Linked DNA regions of Mus musculus: region 2 is linked to region 1. The links are chromatin contacts, found by Hi-C or POLR2A ChIA-PET in ENCODE. All regions are on one chromosome and are shown on one strand. Each heading gives the region's core, a stretch centred on a gene start or an enhancer-like site at or near the end of the contact. The rest is flanking DNA. Distances are from core to core; before and after follow the strand shown.

Region 1 (4,482 bases), core at 226-2,725:
GTGCAGGCCAAAGATCTGCACATATTGATAACCCCTAACCCTGGTCACTGCCTACAGTCTGTGACCGTGACCAGCAACAAGTAACAAAATGCTACTTGCAGCCAAGGCTTGCCATGTGCAACGGTTTTCAGTGAGAGTGGAGAAGCTGCCGGAATGACCGACCATGTGGGGTTCATTAAAACTTGTGAATTTACATACAAGGGAGGCTGGAATGCTTGTGAAGGGAGCCCCATGCCTCCTCACTCAGGGATTTCAAACCCCACCACCACCATTGGCCAATGGTGCTCCAAGGAGAATGGCAGAGACCAATGTGGACTCCAGCGGAGTGCAGTAAACTTCTGCCTTCCACAGCCTCCCCCACACTGAAAGACCCCCCCCCCAAGTTGTATTTATACTTCGAAGAAGGAAGTTAACAGTGAAGCAGTAGTCACCTGGGCGTGCTCAATTTCTGACAAGCCTTAGTCACTCTGTACCCAACAGAACAATTCACATTATATTCCAAAGCCTGTGAAGACTCTGCCACACAAGCTAACACTAACATGCCAAGAGCTCCACTTACCTTCTTTATTAAGCCTCATAACCTCCCTGCTTTTGCCACCCTCTTTTCCAGCCTCTTCTAAATCTACATCTGCAGATGAAAAAGAAAAGGAAAAAAGAAAATGAGGAAAAAAGGGGGGATGCCAAAGTCAAGGGGGGAGGGAGAGTGTTTATTGACAAACAGATCGATCTAAATACTGTATCTGAAAATCTTGCAAAATTTGACAATGCAACATTTTCTCCCGAGTCTGGCTTTCCATCTACCTGGCCCAGATAGGTACCCCCAAAAAAGGAAAGGAAAAAAAAAACTATGCAAGCAGCAACAGAGTCGCCTTTTAAACAGACACCACCGTGGGGCTGCGAAAGCCCACCCCGCAGGCTGCCTGCCCCGGAGAGCCAGGCACAGACAGACAGACAGCTTTGCTGGCAGCCGGGCCTCTCTGTGCTCTGATGGTCTGTGTCTGTGTGTATTTATTTAGAGAGAGAGAGAGAAGCATGGAGGACGCCGGGGGCCACTCTCTCTCACACACACACTTTTTCCCAGTGGCTCTAGGTGAATGGAAAGGTTACAGGATAATAAAAGGAGGTACAGGCGGTGGGGTTCTTACTGTCGGAGCAGTGTAATTTGGCGGCGTCGATCCAGGAGGACCAGGGTTTGCCCAGAAACGCCTCCGGACTGGGCACTTTGCGGTGCAGTGTCGCCATTGCTGTTCCTTCTTGTTGCTTTTTCCCTGTTCCTTCGGCAGCAGCAGCCGAGAGACACGGGATTCGAGAACGCTCCGACGTCATCTTCGGAACGTTCCGACATTGAGTGTTCTGAGAGGGGGAGGAGGGCGGCGGAGGAGGCGGGAGGCGGGGCGCGCTCGGCCCTGCCCGGCCCTGCTGTGCTGCGTGCAGCCGCTGGGGGCGCCAGAGAGGCGCCGTGTGCGCGGGGCTCGGGAGAGCGCGGAGTCCGGCAGGCTGAGAGCAGAGCCTGAGTGCGCCGCCGGTTCAGCCGGGCAGGGTCGCCTCGCGCCAGGATGCTGCGCCCCGCCGCCCTGTCCAGCCAGCAACCCTGGCGCGACCCCGGGAAGAAGCACAGGTTCTTTCGTCCAGTCGCCGCTGGAGGACCGAAAGTTTTGCTCGCTGCAAGTCTCTTCCTCCCAGAGTCCCAGTCACCCACCATGCGACGTCCCAGAAGGATCCCGGAGGCTTAGTGGGAACGAAATCGGCTGTTTTGCACCCCTCCATCCTTATCCCTCAGGGTAGAGCAGGGACTCTAGAGAGTACACCTCCCAGCTACCATCCACTTCACCCTGTCTCCTCTCTCGGTGAGCCTTGGAATCCGGTCTCTTCGCAGATGCCTTCAGGAGTCAGAAGCAAAGGGGAAATGGACATAACTCCGAGAAACCGGTGAGTGGGGGCAAGGGGAGTGATCATCCCATCCTTGGTTTCATAGCAGGCAAAATTCCAAAATCATTTTGTCTCTGGCGTTCCCGGGGATCTGTGCGATGGTTGTGTGTCCCAGCTGGTAGAGCCACTGCGGAGACTTTGCTCCGCGCACACCAGAGACTGAGCGAGCTCAAGGCTCTTGGGTGATGCTAAGCCCCTCCCTCAGACCCAGCACTTGCACAGAGCAAGCAGGTTGGCCAGAGGACTTCGCATCACCGGAGAACCTGACTGCCAGGTGTGTAGACGCGTGGCGCTTTGAGATGTCTCTTCTGACCCTAGGGGCTGGTAAATGAGACCTTAACCTTCTGTTACCTCTTTAGAATTGTTTGCTTACTAGGAATTCCCTAAACTGTAAAGACACCCTTACCCCCGTAATCAATAACTTTTCTATTTGTGAAGCATCCTTCCATTCTTACCACTGCTGTCCCCGGGAGCCCTTCTGCTCCACACTGAAGCGTTGCTTAATTCTGGGCTGTATTCTGGTGGGGCTGGAATGTCCTGGCACTCAGCACCATGAACCTCAAAACCTGCATTAGGATGGGGGCGGGGAAGGAACCTCTGGAGGCTTGTTTTCAGCTGTGATGTGTGTGCGCGAGTGGGCCTGCCTCTATGGGACATGGATAATTCTCAGGTTTGGATGAATTGCTACCTAACTAAGGTGCCAGTGGGTAAGGAATTACCTTACTTTAAATACTTGTGGTTTGGGAAATATTTCTCAGACCTTGACATCTTAGATGAGCCAGGCGCTGTACCTGACATTACTTCACCCATGCATCTTTTTAAATAACATTGTTTCTCATGGACCGGTTGCCCAGGGTCAGAGAGAGAGGGAGATCCATCCTGGTCTTCACAGAGCTGCAGCTGGAGAACGATCATGCTTAGCTCTTCAGGGAAGCTAGGCATGTGTACAGTGACCCCAGACCAGTGTGGCAAGGGTATGGACTTTCACGGCAGGGCCAGTTCCTTGGCGGAAGTTGAAATGAGCTAAGAGTGTTCAGAAAAAATGTGTCACCAAGAAAACGGAATCTGCTCTGCATATTAGAAATTGGGAAGATCTTATAGTAAGCTGAGGTCTGGTCTTGCCTAGAAAAGGGGACCATGCAGAACCTTGGGTGAATGTAAGCATATGTGGGTCGATGGTGTGGCTTAGCTGTGTAACGTCTTGTGTCCTACTAGGACCATCATTGGGAGCTAGCTGGAGGCAGCTAGGAAAAAACCAACATGTTCCATTCAAACATGTCCCCAAAATTGCTTAATAGACTTCGACTTAAATGAATCCATCTATCCCATCTGCCACTCTTGCTAAATTTCTCTGAGCATCTCAATTTGTGAGGACTTTGCTACCTACACCATTCGTTTTTCTCTAAGATTTCTCAGCACCTGGAAGGCAAGTGTACCACCCACCTTGCTGGTTGGACCATGTTGTTTATTTTTCCTACCTCACTTCTGGTGATAGATTAGAAACAGGACTAACATCAGAAATCCTCCTCGCCACCTAGGAATACCAGTTGGAGGGATTTCAGCTCTTTGTTAATGGATAGCACTAGAGCCCAGCCATGAATGAGCCGGGCATGATGAACAGACTCTTTTTGATAAGTAGAACTGAAGGAACCCAGGACATTTGCATTCTGGCAGGGCAGGGCAACCTCCATGGGAATGTGTCCTCTGCTTTCCAGTCCCCTTGCTCCTGGCAGAGTCAACAGACTCCTGTCTCCTAGGATGTGCAAAAGAGTTCTGTACTCCCTGTGGCTCGGACTTAGTGGATCCTGCTCTGTTCCTAACCACTGTCACTTGCCAGGGCCACCATAGGAGCAATGGTAGCCCTTTCTTACCCCTTAGCTCACCTGGGAAGAAGTTGAAAACTGATGTACGCGTACTCACTGAAACAAAGCCAGCCCTCATTGCTTAATGTAGTTGGGGGAGGGGAGCTTGAGGGAGCGTGGGATAGTGTGAGCATGTGATTCAATGTCCCGAATCCTACTGAACCTCAGCTTTCTTGATCCGTTGAATGGTCACCCAAAGCTGCTGTTCTCTTTAAGTTAATGTATTAGGGGAAATTCAGGGTGCTGAGCCCTGCAGATAAATAAGGCCTGATACATAGTGAGTCATAAGACATGTTTGTCATGATTCTCTCTCTCTCTCTCTCTCTCTCTCTCTCTCTCTCTCTCTCTCTCCCTCCCTCCCTCCCTCCCTCCCTCCCTCTCTCTCTCCCCCTCCCTCACTTGCTCTCAGTAGTTGCATTGGTTTTGGTTTTGGTTGCTTGTTTCTGTTTTGTTTTGTTTTGTTTTGAAATGGGGTATCACACTATAGCCCAGGATGGCCTCAAACTCACTGTGACCTCACAGCAATCTTCCCGCCTCGGCCTCCCATGTCTGAGGCCTGTTTCTTTAGTCAGGATGCATGAGATGCTGGGATTAGCAGCTGGCAGTTGGAAAGAGGCCAGCTCTCTGACGTGATTGCTTCCAGAAGAAACTCTGAGACTTCTGTCCCAGACATTACTGTCTGGCAGCACCG
Region 2 (4,868 bases), core at 2,265-4,764, 47 kb before region 1:
TGGAGCATCATATAGGCAATAGGATGGGTCCTGAGCTGAGGATGCAAAGCCAGAAACTTCGTGCATGTGTGCAAACAGAACATGTTAAAAGATGTGCACCTGGCTGAGACCAGCAAGAGATGAGAATATGTGGGAAAGGAGAGGACCAAAGATGGAGCCTGGGGGCTCTCCAAAGAGGAAACTGAAGAAATGGGATCTAAGATGTCCCCAGGCTGCAGGGTAGGTGGGAAACACACAGCAGAACCCTAGCATCTGCATTCCTCTCTCTGTGGCTCCCACTCCTCCCTAACCTTCTTGCTCACCACACAGCTAGCTCTCACTGGACCACTCAACCTAGCGCTCTCTGACCGCTGCCTTTACTCCTTATATTTGGACGAGGTGCCTCCTCTGGGGATTCCCTTTTCCTCCTTGTTTGGTGTATCTCAGAGCAGGCAGAGGCACGAACCCAGCTACCCTCCAGTCCTCCAGCACACCTTGGTGACTGACTGCACGCAAGGCCCCTCTGAGCACAGTGCTTTGGCACATGGCAGGTTCCCAACAAGCACTTGGCAAAATGAATGAAGCAGCCACTGAATGACCTGCCAGGAGTCTTTTCTGGCAGTCATAACTCACCCGTCTGAATACTAAACTTAGCATCAACTAAAGCATAAGAACTTACAAGGTTTCTTAACCTCTGCCTCCTCTTGTACTTGCTCAATTGATTTTAAACTCTCAACAACAGGATTTTACATATTTTCCTGTGAACTTTTATTCTGACCTGCACAACCTGGACAAATGATGTTTGGGCGCATTGGTTCTGACAAATGATGTTTGGGCGCATTGGATCTGGACTGATCGCCACGCTTTGCTGTCACAAAGGTTGTATGAATATCCATTCAGTTACTGCTAATGCAACCCTTAAACACAATGGGGCAGGAAAGACTCCTGCAGTGCTGCCCAAAGCTGTCCCTGTCCCTCACACCCTCTCGTTCCATGCAAATGCCTGGCATTGTTCCAACTGTCATGGATTTATGGGTGAACACAGAAAGAGCAGTCTGTTACGATCCAATATAAAACGGCTCCAAAAGCTCATGAGTTGACAGTTGGGGCTATTGAGAACTGATTGGATCATGAGGGTGATAAGCTCATTAATGAGTGAAGCAATTGATGGATTTATAGATGACTAGACCATTAGGAGGTAGGGCCTGGTTGGATAAAGTGGGACACTTGGAGCATTGTGTTGAGGGCAGATCTTGTCCAGGTTGTCCCATATTCTTCGCTTTCCTCCTCTTTCCTTTCTGTCTGCTTCCCTGTCACCAGGATAGCCTCTCCACTCTACTATGCCTTTTTCACGATGTTCTGCCTCATGACCAGGTGACCATAGGTTGAATCCTCAGAGACCATGAGTCAAAATAAACCTTTGTTCTTTTTAGGTTAATTTGTCTCAGGCGTTTTGTCACAGTAACGGAACACTGACTAGCACACAACACTACCTGAACTACAGAGTTAGGGGCAATCTTCCTACCTGTAGCACACTGACCTGCCTGCATGATTTCCTGGGGAGCCCCTCTTATCCACCGACATCATGAGGCTTTTGCTAAAATACCTTGCTGAAACCAGAAACTACCACATTCCCTGAGCTTCCAGCTGGGAGTCTCTGGGAGAGCAAATGGCTCCTCTCTGGTATAAAAATCTCCTAATAGACCCAGTAGGCTCCTACGGATGGATCGCCATCTCTCTGACCAGTCATTTAAGTGATGTAGTCTAGACACTCTGTCTTCCCTTCTAAATCCTGAAATTAAAACATTAGACCTTGGGCTGGAGAGATGGCTCAGCGGTTAAGAGCACTCATGGTTAAGAGGTCCTGAGCTCAATTCCCAGCAATCCCATGGTGGCTCGCAGCCATCTGTAATGGGATCCAATGCCCTCTTCTGGTGTGCCTGAAGAAAGCAACATTGTACTCATATACATAAAATAAATAAATAAATCTAAAAAAAAGATTACTATGTTATATAACTGAAATTTTAAAAAATTTAGACCTTTTGAGATAGGAATAGAAAATGAATCAGTCCACTGAAAAAGGAAGGGCTGGAACTGGGAGAAACAGTCTAGTAATGTTCTTTGTTTATTCCTTCAGGGTCTACAGAATTTGAAAGCCAGGACACCCAGATCCGTTAGAATATAGTCAGATTATACTTACATATGCGTTTAGGTTTTCCATGCTACTTCCTTCTGGCTTGACCTTGAGGTCCGTTTTGTTGTTATTATTGTTTATTTGCTTTAATTTTTTTCCTCTCTGTTTCTTACCTTAGCTTTCTGCGCCTCTGTGATTAACTCCAAAGCTCAGAAATCTTTTAAAATACATACATGAAAAAATATTTCAATAATAGTAAAAGAAGGTAAGACAGGAGGAGAGAGCGGAGAGGGACAGGCAGAGCTGCAGAGTCTGTCACTTATTTAATGTACAGGTACTTTACTCGGTTCTGAGACAAGGACTCCATATGTAGACTGACCTGACCTTGAATTCAGAGAGATCTGCCTGCCTCGGGGACTGGGATTAAAAAATGTGCACCACCGCACCCGGCTTTCCTTGAATAGTTTAAAAGATAACACTTTAATTTAAATTAGTCTCACCTTCTCGTGGCTAGACATTGAGAAAAGATACAGAAAGTTTGATGTAAAAATAAATTCTTTAAATAAGAAGCAAATGTTCTGAACAACCTCTTCCTGGGTTTTCATATTTATTACTCTGCTTCAGAGAAATTGCCAGTCGGGAACAATCAGTTCGCAGGCCTGTTACAAAAGATCCTTTCCTAGGGAATATAAGGAACAGGGTGACAGTTAGAGGGGTAGGGGGCTGTGGGTGGGGCCGGTCCTCCCTAGGAGCGGCACTCAGGATGTTCTCTTTGTCCTCTGTCTCCAGCAAACTTTTGTTTCCTGGGGCTGGGGAAGGGGGCGTAAAGTCGTGTTTTTTGTTTTGTTTTGTTTTTTTTAACCAAACCAAGATATGAGTGTTTCTCCAAGCTGCCTCCTAACGTCTGGAGAACCCGCTGTTATGGAGTGATGAGGGAAGGAGCAGCAGACGTGGGGCCAGCTGAGAGTCGGCAGCCACAGCAACCTCAGAAGCTGCTTACGAAAGGGATGCACAGATGAGATGCACAGATGAGGGCTTACAAGAGGCATGCGGTTTCCCCTGGAATGGTCTATGCTGAGGTTGTCTACTAAGACAGTTATTTTTATAAATCTCCAGAAAGAAGAGCAGCATCAAGGACTCAAAATGGAAGTAAAGTGCTACTTCTAAATTTTATTTTAATTAATTTTCGACTTCGTATGCAAAAAGCGGTGTACATGTCTGTGTGTATATCTGAATGTTTGGGGGGGTGCATGTAGAAGCCATGGGTGATTTTAGGATCACACCTCCTCATAATTCACTGAGGCAGGGTCTCTCAATCAATCCTAGATCTTGAAGATTCAGCTAATCTCCCTAGCTAGCTAGCTAGCTAGCTGAGGATCCTTTGGTCTCTGCCTTTGAAAGCTTGAATTGTAGGCAGGCCTCTATGCCCAGCTGTCATTTCCATGGGTTCCTGGGGACTCAAACGCCAGTCATCACACTGTGCTTAATCACTGAATCATCTCCAGCTCTTCCTTTAAATTTTAGAAGTTTTCAAGTGACAATTCTGTGTGACCCACCTCCACCCCCAGACACTTTCAGCTCCACGTGGCCTCTGAAAATTTACCTCCTATGCATTTTCCCAAGAAGCAACTGGAAGACGTCCCCCACCCCCAGCCCAAGGCACAAACCAACAACAAACAATACTACAACAAAATCAATCAACCAACCAATAACAAGGAACCAAGACTTACAATCCAAGAAAAGAAGGATCTAAGCCAGATCACACAAAAAGGGGATCCCAGATGAACAAGTCTAGGCCAGAGCAGGAGGATGGGAGCTACAGGAGGGGCTATCTTAGTGACAGATGATGGAGGGCTTGGAAGCTGGGAGTAAAGACAGCAGTAGGCACCCAGTAGGTCTGCAGGGGCACTGGGGAAGAACTTGACATGTGTAGGCAGTAAAACCAGTCTTTTAACGATAATGTGTAGCTCAGGAAAAAACAGCTGAACAATTGTACAGGCAAAGAGACACCACCTCTCTCAGTTCTCTCTATAGTGGATAATGTTTAAATCATCTTCATAGTGGAAACCCAACGGCAGGGTCTGCCCCACAAGGCATGGCTATCAGAATGGAGAGGAGTGAGGAGGGCTTGTGTTAAAAAGGGCAGGTCCTTCTCACAGGGAGTCAGCAGGCAACGTTTAAAAACCAATAAGACTGCATTCAAGACATCTGAGTGAGGGCAGTGATTTGGAGGGGAAAAAAAAAACAAAAACAAAAGAGTTCAAAGAGGTTCCTCTGGGAAGTGGGGCTGGGCCTGAGAAAGACTGCTGCTGTTTGACTTTTAATCTATGTTTTTATAAAACGGATAAAAATAAAACGGAATTTAAAAATGAAAGCACTGTCTTGAATTTTTAATATAAAAATTTTTCAGTTGGGAACAGAGGTAGAGAAATAAGAAACATGATGAACTCTCTATCACCAAGAAAGTCCCAGCGTTGCACTCCTGAGAAGCCACGCCCACCCCTCCACGTGGAGGGAGCCTGGTCTCTGCCTTCAGGGGCAGTTGGCCACTGAGAACTTCCCCTCATCACTGCAGCTCTCAAACCCTCTCCTATACAAGCAGGGCCTCACTCGGGAAGAATGTGTTGAGACTTGTCCTGCTTCCAGCTGCAATGTTTTGGAATGTTTGATTCCTAAGCAATGGCGAGAGAGAAGCCAAGAATTTTAGGAAACCCACAGTGTGGGGAGGGGCGGAGGGAGCTCGGTGAGACGCACT

The links. Hi-C counts contacts between places; a loop is a spot of excess contacts on that map. ChIA-PET counts read pairs that join two places held with the same protein, here RNA polymerase II (POLR2A).
Region 2: a loop to region 1 is called in a map of heart, with 2.0 times the contacts of the local background. The contact joins the enhancer-like site here to the promoter of F730043M19Rik in region 1. A Hi-C loop is called at or near these places in 2 of 37 maps with a recorded cell type or tissue (T-helper 17 cell and heart). POLR2A ChIA-PET finds 5 or more read pairs at or near these places in 1 of 5 experiments (Patski).

What each region holds. Positions count from the first base shown.
Region 1 is chr12:33,144,579-33,149,060 of GRCm38, reverse strand. It overlaps F730043M19Rik (RIKEN cDNA F730043M19 gene), which reads left to right and starts at 1,475. Exons shown (of 6, transcript NR_015602.3): 1 at 1,475-1,929. It overlaps Atxn7l1 (ataxin 7-like 1), which reads right to left and starts at 2,090. Exons shown (of 11, transcript NM_001374022.1): 1 at 1,146-2,090; 2 at 560-628. The coding sequence starts at 1,326.
Region 2 is chr12:33,193,608-33,198,475 of GRCm38, reverse strand. The region is part of intron 2 of Atxn7l1 (ataxin 7-like 1); the gene reads right to left. Among named protein-coding and RNA genes, the nearest start is that of F730043M19Rik, 48 kb to the right of the region's middle. Within about 2 kb of position 3,514, at least 1 of the 3 ENCODE cell types and tissues checked has a DNase peak (open chromatin) inside an H3K27ac peak, as active enhancers do.